Regions from separate parts of the Homo sapiens genome. Here regions 1, 2 and 4 are each linked to region 3. A link is a contact called in ENCODE Hi-C or POLR2A ChIA-PET data. All regions are on one chromosome and are shown on one strand. Each heading gives the region's core, a stretch centred on a gene start or an enhancer-like site at or near the end of the contact. The rest is flanking DNA. Distances are from core to core; before and after follow the strand shown. Region 1 has its middle 370 kb from the start of PRR16. Region 2 has its middle 410 kb from the start of PRR16. Region 3 overlaps HSD17B4 (hydroxysteroid 17-beta dehydrogenase 4). Region 4 has its middle 76 kb from the start of PRR16.

What was found. Hi-C counts contacts between places; a loop is a spot of excess contacts on that map. ChIA-PET counts read pairs that join two places held with the same protein, here RNA polymerase II (POLR2A). Pooled maps may share reads with other maps.
Region 1: a map with no recorded cell type shows a loop between it and region 3 (4-fold over the local background). The contact joins two enhancer-like sites. A Hi-C loop is called at or near these places in 9 of 37 single-sample maps with no recorded cell type and 6 of 50 pooled maps. POLR2A ChIA-PET finds 5 or more read pairs at or near these places in 1 of 52 experiments (GM12878).
Region 2: a map of mammary epithelial cell shows a loop between it and region 3 (6-fold over the local background). The contact joins two enhancer-like sites. A Hi-C loop is called at or near these places in 3 of 168 maps with a recorded cell type or tissue (MCF 10A, PC-3 and mammary epithelial cell) and 5 of 50 pooled maps. POLR2A ChIA-PET finds 5 or more read pairs at or near these places in 1 of 52 experiments (activated T-cell).
Region 4: a loop to region 3 is called in a pooled map, with 2.1 times the contacts of the local background. The contact joins two enhancer-like sites. A Hi-C loop is called at or near these places in 1 of 50 pooled maps. POLR2A ChIA-PET finds 5 or more read pairs at or near these places in 2 of 52 experiments (GM12878 and H1).

The regions. Positions count from the first base shown.
Region 1 is chr5:120,095,149-120,098,164 of GRCh38, forward strand. No RefSeq gene overlaps it. Among named protein-coding and RNA genes, the nearest start is that of PRR16, 370 kb to the right of the region's middle. Within about 2 kb of position 1,528, at least 2 of the 41 ENCODE cell types and tissues checked have a DNase peak (open chromatin) inside an H3K27ac peak, as active enhancers do.
Region 2 is chr5:120,052,004-120,055,165 of GRCh38, forward strand. No RefSeq gene overlaps it. Among named protein-coding and RNA genes, the nearest start is that of PRR16, 410 kb to the right of the region's middle. Within about 2 kb of position 1,333, at least 4 of the 41 ENCODE cell types and tissues checked have a DNase peak (open chromatin) inside an H3K27ac peak, as active enhancers do.
Region 3 is chr5:119,468,969-119,472,075 of GRCh38, forward strand. All of the region lies in intron 2 of HSD17B4 (hydroxysteroid 17-beta dehydrogenase 4), which reads left to right. It also overlaps the pseudogene LOC124901215. Among named protein-coding and RNA genes, the nearest start is that of HSD17B4, 18 kb to the left of the region's middle. RefSeq lists enhancers at 858-1,589, 1,590-2,321. Within about 2 kb of position 1,628, at least 2 of the 41 ENCODE cell types and tissues checked have a DNase peak (open chromatin) inside an H3K27ac peak, as active enhancers do.
Region 4 is chr5:120,386,642-120,389,768 of GRCh38, forward strand. No RefSeq gene overlaps it. Among named protein-coding and RNA genes, the nearest start is that of PRR16, 76 kb to the right of the region's middle. Within about 2 kb of position 1,815, at least 3 of the 41 ENCODE cell types and tissues checked have a DNase peak (open chromatin) inside an H3K27ac peak, as active enhancers do.

The sequences.
Region 1 (3,016 bases), core at 278-2,777, 630 kb after region 3:
ATTTAAAATGCTGCCCAGGTGATTCTGATGATCATCTAAGTTTGACCACCAGTATTAGACCACTTTGGCTTTTGGCAGAAAGATAACCACTTCAATATCTCTCAGCCCTTTAATCAAAGAAGTGTCTCTAAGGTTATTTCTTCTACCATATCATATATCACCTGTTGGCTGCAGCTGCTGAGGGCTTTGGTGTTTAACCATTTGATGTCCCTTGGGTTCAGGCACTTCTGTGTATAAGGATATGATTTAGACACTTGTGAAGTTTATTTGCAGAAGTGCTGTCTGCTCTAAATCAGTCACGGCTATAGTGGGAAGACAAATAACTAAAACACCTTTGATCAAATCTCTGAGACATTACTACAAGTGTTAAATACATTTTTGAAGATAGGCCAAGTAGCAAATTAGAAAACAGTTGTTGATTTCAGAAATATTTTGGAAGTGTCTGGTAACTCAAATTTAGCAGGGACGGTAATTTTACTTATTGAACAAAAGTGAGTCATAAATAATCCTAGGAAATTAAGCAGCTGGACTAGCATAGGACTTGCATATTTTATGATTTTAAATGATCCCAAAACCAACTCAAAATAAATCTTAACAATTAAAAAAATTTAACAGTGAAACCTCTCTGTTTCTCTAAGAACTTTGTGATTGCTTATTTTCTGTGATTATCACTTTAGTGAAATGTTTATTACTATGTGAAAAGTATCTCTCATCTGTTATTCATATATCTGAGGTCTCCCAATTTCTCATTCAAACTAATATGTTAACTTCTTTTAAACTGAGACCTGCAGGTCCTCCCATAAATATCAGACTATTTTGAAAGTAACAGAAACTAAGTTTCTAGAAAGCAATTGTCATGATTCCTGGCACAAGCCAGTGTTTGGAGAGTAATTTTGTTCAGGATCATTGACATTTTGATTTCTAAGAATTTGTTCAAAGAGAAAGTATAGAAAATTAATCTTGAGCCATTCAGACAGCATTAAAGAAGTGAATCTGGAGTAGAGGAGTTGAGGTAGATGTTTAAAAAGAACTATCACAAAAATACAATGGGAGCTGAGAGTATGATTCCAGGGGATTTAGGGAACTATAAAAGGAAAAAATAACTGATTCCTTTGTCTCTCATCGGGACGCAGATAATTTTTTTAAAATGTTATTTTTATAGCCAGAAAACTTCTGTTTTATTATAATGAAGTTTCTCAGATAGTGCTTCAAGGACTTCAAATTGTGCAAAACTTGAAAACTCGTGAAAGGGACCTGTATATAACTGAGGATAAGATTATAAATTCCTTGAGAACAGTTATCAGGGCTAATCATTAATATAGTTCCCTAAGCTTCTAGGATTTTATATGTTGCACTATAAATAGCTATTGAATGAGTAAACAATGTGAATAGACGTATGCTCCTTTGTGCATTTTCTGTGCTAAGCCTGAGTCATTTTGAAGTAATTTGACATATTTTATATTCCTCGCTTCAGTATTTTGACTGTAAATTTGAGATTGACACTTCTTTTCTTGAGTATAGGCATGACTTGTAGAGAGGGAAAGTGAAACCAGCCATCAGGGTACAAGTCACTTTATGATAAACAAAACGGGTACAGAAAAAAACCAACCTACCCACCCCTGCCTCCCAGATTTTTAACTAATGAACTGTGTCTAAGACACCAATAGTAAGTAACTTTTTGCCAACAGTATGTTGGTTTGATTAAGCTTGCCCTTCTATTTATTTTTTATTGTATTTACTTTTACAAAATAGAATTTGATTATTTTAAACTAAGAAAAACAGTGTTATATGTTAATACAATGCACTTTTTTTGTTCTTTTATTTCTTGTAGTAAAGACAAGAGGATTTGTCTTTTGACATTTAAGTCCAGTAGTAAGAGTTCTTTATCTTTTCCTGTGATCTTGGAAGATTACATGGCTGATGGCTTTAATTGTGCTTCTACCTTACTTTGTAGTTGGTGCAAAGAAATGGTTTGTGAATTCTGATGGGAAATGAGTTAGGCCAGTAAGTAACTTTGTTTGAAGATGCACAACATAAACAACTTCAGTAATGCTTAGTTGCTTAGATACAGTACGCCAGAAGAATCAATATATTTGTGTACATAATTAGTTTGGCTTGGTAAGTATTCAGTTTTTCTGATGAATTTTCGTTTGGCTGTTTTCATAATATGAGCTAGCAGATTGAGTATTTTGTCAACCTAGGAAAAAATAGACAAAAGATGTCTCTTTAACCTTCAGTAAATGTTTGATATTTAACCTCTGTGCTCTGTATTTAGTAATAGGTTATTACTTTGTGCCTCAAACAGTTTTAATTTGTATATTATGTACATGTTTGTATATTTTTTACTGGAGTTGGGAAACGCTAACTCGATTAAAGCTTTGGTTTCTCAATTTGTTGATAACAATGTATAAAACCCTCTATTGTGCATTCATACTGCTTTAAAAAAGACAAATATTTCAACCTAACATATAGCTAGACGTGGCTCATTAAAGCACATCTTACTCTACATTTTCTTTTTGAATTTTTTGGCAGAAAAATTTACCAATGCAGAAACTTGGGACATAGTATTATTTTAATTCCTAGAAAGAAAACATTAAATAAATATATTAAAGTCATATAAATATATCTTGATTATATATAAAATCATATAGTAAAAGAAATGATTATATTTTGTTAGTCAATCTTTGTGAGATAATTCAAATTTAAATTAATATTCTAAAATTTTTCAGAGCTTATTTTCCTATTCTTAGAAAATAAAAACACCCCTAAGTAGTAATATTGTTTATGACAGTGTTTTTGCCTTTGTTAGTCATTTTCTGCTTTTAATTGTCATATTGCTCAATTGGTATTAATTTCTTTTTAAGGAAGAATTGAAAACTCAAGCAGAAAAAAATAACTAAAGAACAAAAGGCCAAATGCTGAACGTTGAATTAAGTTGGTGGAAGTGAAAAAATTTTAATATGTAAAAGATGGCATTAAAACTGCTTTTGCACACTGCCTTTGCCAGAGAGAGAAG
Region 2 (3,162 bases), core at 83-2,582, 580 kb after region 3:
AAAAATCTTGGTTTCTGAAGCAGGAGAGCTTAAATTAATAGTAGTTTTGTTTGTTCAACCAGTCAATGAACATCTTTATAATCTCAGTGAAATATATCATCAGCCCCTCTTTCCTTAAGAGAACAAACCTGTTAGTAAAATACATTTGTAAAGGCATTATTTGTAGCATTACATCTTAATCTGACCCAAGGGTTATGTTAACAGCCTATTACATGTCATTTCCGTTCTTCATCTTTGCCAGTTCATTCTTACTAAATAATTTCTTTAAGTGGAAACTTCCTATGAAAGATTGTCATTTTGAGGTTATGGGAATTTGGAAATTCTCTATAACTGAACATCAAGTAGTCAGTTTGTCAAAACTTCCTATCTCTTATCTATCAATCATATGCTTTTGAATCAGTTTGAGATAAAGCTTTTTCTGGCTGTGATGACTTTCTGATTTATTAGAATCTGCATTGTATATCTTTTGTTAGTAACCATGTGACTTGATACGGGAACAGACTCGTTTTCAAAAACGTTGAAAAGATCTATTCTGGAGAATTGCATCTTATTTTTCACAGTGACAACCCTGAGATTGTGGGATTTGCCTTTGGTATACAAATAAAAATTTAACTTTAGGCACCCAATCCAACATGGCAGAAATACAAACATCTTCAGGGCTATGCTGACTGCTGCTACTCATCTTAAACTCATAGAATGAATTGAAGCCAACCATTATGTGAATGGCACTCAAGAGCTGTGGGGACTTGTGATAGAGCCCAGGTGATATTTTTTGTCTCTCTACGTAAAAATTAATAGAAATATTCCACTTATGATTCCTTTAATCAACAATGAATATTCTTTCCCCCTGTGCTATAAGAAAATGATTAAAATTTGAGGGAGCATGCCATTTAGAATCCTTTGTAGGGCAGAAATGAGACTCTCTTTCTTGGCACCATGAGATTACCTAAGCATCCCATACCCTCTTTAGAAATGACAAGGAAAAGAAAAGACAGTTTAAACCATTGGGGCTTTACATAAAAGAGTCTGGAAGAAACAGTTTTAACTGGAGAGGACTGCAAAATCTTGTTAAGCAAACTTCAATTCCATCCACCCATCCCGGGGGAAGAAGATTAGGTCAGTTACAAAAAATAAAGAGGCTACATTATTCCATCTTTCCTTCACATTTTCATAAATACATGTTCTTTTATCCTGTTAACACATTACAGAACATACAAACCCTTTCATTAGAGATATAGTTAGTTACCCACCAGGTGCAGGAAAACATTTTTGGGGGTTTTCTGCCAATGTCTATGAAGTGTTGGACACAAACAGTGTCCTGATCTCCAAAGTCTTGGAGTACATGGTGTACTTCAAACTGTAGGGTGCTGAATGTTCCGCTGCACATGTCTTTGTCCAAGATTTTATTTGCCATGTTCCTGGAACTTTCACATTTCTGTCAGACACTAGTTATTCATTTGTTTACTTTTTTGGCTGTCTTGAGAAACTAAATTATATTTATATTGACTATCTTCTTTACTTTTTTCTCCCTCCCTTCCTCCATGTCTCTCCCTTCCTTCTTTTTTTTCAACTTAAGTGTTGTCACTGTTTCTATCTTTCCACTGAAGAGAGCTATAAATATGCCTGGCTTTTTCAAAGAGCAAAATGCAGACTTACGTCTTCAGTGTAGTACAAACTTACCAGAGCAAATTTTAATCTAGATAGGGGTGTAAAGACATGAGAATGTTCAATTCTGTAAGAACGTTCAATGTTAGTAAAACAGTAGGTTCCCTAAAATACTTGAGATTTTTCAGATACAAGATGTTTGGCAAAATTTATAAAAGCTGATATTTCAAATTCTACAGAACTGAATTTCATCGTTATTTATTTGAAAGCAATATTATTCAAATTAAGACTATTATACATTTCCTATTCTATTTTATTTATAGATTTCAATCAGTAGGTCTTCGTACTGCCAAAATTAATCTCAGAGTAATATGAGAAAAATGAACATGTTCTTAGTCCAAGAATAATAAGGGTATTTTAAGCAACCGGAAGGCCATTTGGGACAAATGAAATATGAGCTTCTGTTCCTGGGTATTTTGTCAAAGGAATTAGGCTGAATACGGCAATAACCAGTTTCTCTTATCTTTGCTTAAAATCAGTACAAAATAACCTTCTGGTGAAGGATAACAACAAAGCAAGTTTTAGTTTTCCAAAACTTCCTTTATCTGCTTAGAACAAATTCTGTCATAATTTTAGCTTAAGTTCATATGGGCAACTAAACGTGTTAAAAAAATAACATTAAAATATTTATAAAATTTATCCACAGATTGTTAGTAATTAAATATTATAAGTATTAAAATACATTTGCAAGGGTGTTATTAGTTTTATGTATAATTTAGTATATTCCAGAAATACGTGTGACTGTTGAGCATTTGTTAATTTCAGAGACATCTATACGGTGCTAGTAGTTCTAGTTCTAGCAGTTCAGCCATTAGCTGATGTACAGTAGTGTCACTTATTATTTTATTCATCGTAGGACTAAAAGCAAATTTCCTAGCCATAGTTAGACAGATGAGGTTTTAAAATATCCTGATTCGTCTGGGCACAGTGACACATGCCTGTAATCCCAGCACTTTGGGAGGCCGAGGCGGGTGGATCATGTGAGGTCAGGAGAGTGAGACCAGCTTGGCCAACATGGTGAAACCCTGTCTCTACTAAAAATACAAAAATTAGCCAGGTGTCGTGGTGCACAACTGTAATTCCAGCTACTCGGGAGACTAAGGCAGGAGAATCATTTGAACCCGGGAGCAAAGGTTGCAGTGAGCGAAGATCGCACTACGGCACCCTAGCCGGGTGATAGAGTGCGACTTCCGTCTCAAAAAACAAACAAACAAACAAAAAATAGTAATAAAATAAAAGTAAAATAAAATATTCTGATTCCCAGGCTGCGTTCCAGACCAAAGAGATCAAACTGCTGAGTAGTACCCACCAGTAGGATAATGCCGTTTTATCAACTTAATCTAACTTTCAGAATTGTTGATTTGAATCTTCAGTTATAAATAGAACATTCTGATTAATACATAGAATTCCTTAATCACATAGAAATTTCTCATCACTTCTTCCTCTATAACCCACAAAATTAGTAAAATATACCTTATTGCCATTACTGGAAACTGT
Region 3 (3,107 bases), core at 378-2,877:
GCAATGTGCTTATTTCATGACAACGTTTGAGGGAGGCATATCTTACACGAGTGTGAACACTCAGTCATCACACTTTATTCATTGTATTCTTAAGCTCTGTTTTTTTTAATGATATATATATCTTTTTGTTGAATTTCTCATTTAGATAATGAATTGTTTTTCTGATTTTCTTGTATTATCTATCTATATTTTTCTTGTATCTCACTGGATTTCCTTAAGATCATCATTTTGAATTCCCTTTCAGGAATTTCGTAGATTTTCTTCTATTTAGGTTTGTTACTGGAGAGTTGTGTTTCTTTGGAGGTGTTGTGTTTCCCTGTTTTTCCATGTTTCTTTTTTTTTTTTAACTTAAAAAAAGTGTTTAAAGAAAGGTATCTATTTTTATTTCTTTATTTATCCACCTAGAGACAGGGTCTCACTCTGTTGCCCAGGCTGGAGTACAGTGGCGCGGTCTCGGCTCATTGCAACCTCTGCCTCCTGGTTCAAGCAATTCTCCTGCCTCAGCCTCCTTAGTAGTTGGGACTACAGGTGTCCACCACCACGCCTGGCTAATTTTTGTTATTTTTAGTAGAAATGTAGTTTCATCATGTTGGCCATACTGGTCTCAAACTCCTGACCTCAAGTGATCCACCTGCCTGGGCCTCCCAAAGTGCTGGGATTGCAGGCGTGAGCCACTGCACCTGGCCTGTTTTTCCATGTTTCTTTTGTTCCTACATTGATATTTGTGTGTCTAGTAGAACAGTCGTATCTTCCCCTTTTATGAATTAACTTTTGTAGGGAAAGACTTTTTTCTCTATGTATCAGTTAGGTTAGGTGTTTGGTTTAGCTTCTGGTTGGGCACAGATGTGTAATTGCCTTGTGATTTCTTTGGCTGTAATCAACATCAACAGTGTCTGTATGTGCCTCAGTGGCCTTGACTTTGGGGTTTGTGGAGACAGTGGCATGGTTTTGCTGGGAACAGGGATTGCCAGATGGGTTAGTTGTCTGTCCCTGGTGGGTGAGCATGGTGCATGGTAGATCCTCCATGGGAGGGGGAAGGGTTGCTGGTGGTGTCAGTTGTCTTGGTCCATATGGGGCACATGTGGCACATGGTTGCTCTACTGCTAGATAGGTCATGGTTGCTTGAGGTGATAGATGCTGGCCAGGCTAATTCTCAGTCTCTGGGGAATGCGTATGTCAGCCTTTCTCTTCCTGGTGGCAGCGTCCCCATTGTACTTGAATGTCTGTTTTTTTTTTTGGAGTGTAGGGTGCTGCATGGACTCAGGTGCTGAGGTCATAGTGGTACCACTGAAACTAGCTGGGGTCATGATCCTGCAGCCTTCTGTGTGGGCATGGTGGGATGATGGCAGATGGCACCCCTAGGATGTGGAGGTGTCTGGGCTATTGGCCTCCAGGTCAGAATGCACACCAGCAGTGGTTCCATTACCAAAATGGTGTCATACTGTAACAGCTTGGGTCTCATGGGATAGGGAGGACTCAGCTTGTGTTTCTTTTCAGGAGCAATTCAGCTGTGTATACTCCAGGCAGGTTCCTATACTGAGCTCAGGGTCTGTGATTACAGGTATTTGTGATGGTAATGGCGACTCTTGGGTGTCCCCCACTTAACCTTTTGCCCACAATGGGAAGTCCCTGTCAGCTCTAAGCTGATTCCATCTGGATGCTTCACTTCCCCCTCTAAGCTGCCATGCAGAGTTTCTGTGCCTCAGAGGGTTTTTGTCACTTCCTTGCTGAATTTTCATGTTCTCTCTTAGACATTCTACCTGAAGTGCTGTTATTTGTTGTTTTGATTCTTCTCTGCGGAGGAGACAAGGATTGGGCACCTCTAGTTGGCCATCTTGATGACATCTAACCAGTATTTTCTAGTTAAGATTTTAATTTCTGTGATTTCGCTCTGGTGATAATGGGATTGCTGAGTGGGTCAGTGTCAATTTAGTGGTCTCTAATGTAGAGATTTGTTTGAGATAAATTTACCCCAATATTATTTAACTACCCATGATTGATCTCAATAAATTATTTATCCAGCTTTCAATGCTTGCCTGCCTGGTTGCGCTTTGTAAAATTTCCACTTGGGGGTAGTGTTTCATTGCACAATCAAACAATGCTTTCTTCACTTAAGTATCACGTTTTCTAATTTGCTTTTGAACTTTCTTGTGCTTAAAAAGGGTCATAAAAGACTGTTAACTGTCTTAAAATCTTGATTTTTTTAACTGGTTGTTTCCTGTCATTTGAATAATTGCATTGAAATGAACAATTAATAAGAATTCAGTCTTTTGAGAATCCTAACACTTTTTCCATCTCTTGAGGGATAATACAAGCCTCTTTCTATTATTTTGTGTCTTGTAACATTTTTATTTTCAGTAAGACTTATCATATTATACTATCAAAAAAAAATCTCAGTCCACATTTTGAAAAACTCATTTCCTGTTTTTAAAAAGTTAAGTGAAAATATATATGCCTTAGCTAATTTTAGGCATTGGCTTTTTCTCCATATTATCCCATTACTTATTTATCCAATTCCACTTTCAACTCTCACCCCAGTTTTAAAAAGAGCAGTTTTTCAGAAGAAAAAAAAATCTTGTTTAAAAAAAATTGTGTTAATCATAACTATTACATTTTCATGTATACCATTATGCTATTTATTAATTAGTAACTTTTTTATTGTTACAGCTTTCAAAATCTATGCAATAACCCTATGGAGAAGATCATTTCACAATGCAGATTCTTTGTTTCAAGTAATTCTCTTAAGTTCTGTTTTTCCAAGTTATTTGGCATTTATCTATGTATCTTTTTATTAGTTTTTGCATGTTATTTTGTAAATTTTTTCATAAATTATTGTGTAAATTAACTTTGATATTTGTTCTTATTTGATTATGTTGGCTTGGATATACACTTTATGCTAAAATCTGTGTATTACTGTGGCCATCGCATACTTAACTTTCAATAGATTATAAACTCTTTGAGGGCAAACACCATTCTTATACATTTGTGTGTCCCTCTGTAGATTTTCCTGCAAATAGTAAATTATCAATTAATGTTTGTAAATATATAATTGGATATAGGGAGATGTTTTATGGTAAGTGTCATCAGTTAAACATATGAACATGGAG
Region 4 (3,127 bases), core at 565-3,064, 920 kb after region 3:
TTACAGGCGTGAGCCACCGCGCCCGGCTATGATTATAAGTTGTTATTTTTTTCATAATCACCATTATGTTCTGTTTTGAAATGTTAGAAATTAGAATAAGAAACATTAAAATATCAAAAACATGTCTATCCCAGTTTTGCTACATCTGTGAAAATCTGTGGCTCTTATCTCCAACTGCAGGCAGAACTGAGAGGTGCTCCATGCTGCTGCCTCACTGGATCATCTGGCAGGTACTGCTGAGGCCTACTCAGTGAGTGACCACACTCAATGAGCCATCATGATGGAGGTATGGCTCAGTTTATTTGGGCTGCTGTAGCAGAATTCCATAAACTGGGTAGCTTACAAAGAACAAAAATATATTTCTCACAGTTCTGAAAGCTGAGAAGTTCAAGATGAAGGTGCTGCAGATCTTGTAAAGACCCACTTTTAGGTTCATAGAATGGCACCTCCTCACTGTATGCTCATGTGATGGAAGGAGGGAGGGTTCTTTCTGGATCCCTTTTATAAGGTTAAGAATCCCATTCACAAGGTCTCTGCCCCAAGACTGAATCACCTCCCAAAGGCCCCACCTCTTAATAACATCACTTTGGGGGATAGAATTTCAACATATGAATTTTGTTTGGGGCACAAACATTCAGACTGCAGCAAAGAGTAAAGAATGGAAAAATATGAAGATTAGTGTCTGTGGAGGGCTCACTTTCTGATTCATATTTGGCATCTTCTACCTGTGTCCTCACATGGTGGAAGGGAAGAATTCTGATCTCTTCAGACTCTTATAAAGTCACTAATACCATTTTTGAGTGCCCTGCCCTCATAACCTAATCACCTCCCAAAGACCCCTCTTGGGGATTAGGCTTTAACATACAAGTTTTGGGGAGATACAAACATTCAGTTTACAACAGGTATGAGTGTAAGGCCTCCTTCCCCAACTGGCCTGACCCAACTGGCTCAGAACTGATCTGCAGTGTGAAATCCTCCCTACCCCATCATCTTTCCTTCCCCTTCTACTTCTACAGGCTTAGATCTGCATCTTGGTTTGGAGGTTCTTTTCACCTTCTCCAACTCTCTTGCCTTTATCCTTAGCAGATGTTTTCCCAGTAAATGTTTTTCATGTCTAATCCCATCTTGGCATTTGTTTCTCAGATAACCTTAATTTACATAACCTAAAATAAATAAATCTGAAGAGATATAGTTCTATTTAATTCCCAATTCTTTTTATCTCTATTATTCATAGATGTTTTCACATTAATTGAATATTCACTCAAATCAATTTAAATCTCAGTTCTCTAGCTTAGCTTTTCCTTTCAAAATAAAGCCTTGAGGCTTTAAATTAGAATTGGTGTTTTTGCTGGGGAAATAATTCATAAGTACCTTAGACTAAGAGTATTTGTGATGACAAAGTGGAAGAGCTAGAAAAATACAATTAAAATAAACATTTTAAAATCACTTTCAGAAGTTCAATTGATACGTTTCCTAAAATTATCACAGTAGCAGCAGGTTTTCACAGATGTCAAAGTCTCAGGTCTTTGTTCCTATATGCAGTATAAAGGGTTTCAGGATTCTTCTGCCTCTTTGGTGGGGATGCTGACCATTCATTCATTAATTAGTTCACTTATTCATTAAGCAGATGTGTGTGGAATATTTTACCAGTGGGCAGGCTCTATGGTGAGTGTATTTCTCAAGTATTTATTAGATCCTAAAAACAGCTAACCTTTGCCTTCTGTTGAATTTGACAGCTGGAACACAAATTTAAGTAAATGCCAGAGTTTCACTCTAAAGATGAAGCAATTTCCTCTATTTGAAACTGTTTGTCCTTTTTGGTTCTGCACAGCTCAGTCAAAAGACATTTATACAAACTTCTAGTGGCTGATTCCCATAACCAAATTAACCACAAAATTCTACAAGAACAGGATATGATTCATACTTTGCTCAATGTCTTTATTTCTGTCAGTTTGTAAAATTTTTTTTTTCTTTTACTAGTGTTGGATGCACTAGCTCTAATGTCAGCAACAACATTTTATATGTATGCACACCTTTCTTCCTACATCTGCTCCTATGCCTGCCATGTGAAAGCCTCTGCTGTGCTCTGTAACAGTCTTCTCTGGCCAGCACTGGCACCACTTTTTTCAGTGTCCCCCAGTCTTTTTTGCATGCCTCTTCTCCTTTCCTGGCTGTCCTTTGACAATCACTATTTTTTTGGTACCTCTCCTCATCCTAAATTTTGTTTCACTGCCCAGAGATGCAAAACTTCCAGATGCTAAAGGAAAACTCCTTTAATCAAGGGACCATAACTTTCCTTCCCAGTTATCTCATGGATAGATCTCTTTCCAATAAAATTATTACTTTTTATGTTTTTGAATTTTCATTTATAATGATTTCTACTGTTGCTCTGAGAAATTGGTTAAAAATTTTGCAATAGCCGGGCATAGTGGCTCATGCCTGTAATCCCAGCACTTTGGGAGGTCAAGGTGGGCAGATCACCTGAGTTCGAGATCAGCCTGACCAACACGGTGAAATCCCATCTCTACTAAATATACAAAATTAGCCGGGTGCAGTGGCGCATTCCTGTAATCCCACTATTCAGGAGGCTGAGGCAGGAGAATTTCTTGAACACGGGAGGTGGAGGTTGCAGTGAGCTGAGATTGTGCCACTGCACTCCAGCCTGGGCAACAGGAGCGAGGCTCCATCTCAAAAAAAAAAAAAATTGCAATAACTAATTTCAGAAGACATTTTAGATACTTGAAGCCTATTTTTAGAAACATAATGTAATTTTATATTTAATTATGTATTCATATTTTAAAGAAGTATGATAGGGTGTTTAATAGAAACATTCAAGCATAAATATATACTAGGATAAACATTTCTATGGCAAATTGGATGAAAATATAATTTCATTGAGAAAAAATAATGAGCCTTTTTAATATTAAAAATAATTTGTTCATATACTGAATGATAGGTTAATCACATAATTACTATTATATTTATAATCCTTTTGGCTGTCTTTTAAAAAATAACAGTTGTATTTAAAATGGAAATAATATCCTTTTTAGCTATTGAAATATATGATACAAATTTTACATTCTAACTTTTAAAATGTATAAGAAAATACCTAGTTTTGAAAATCACC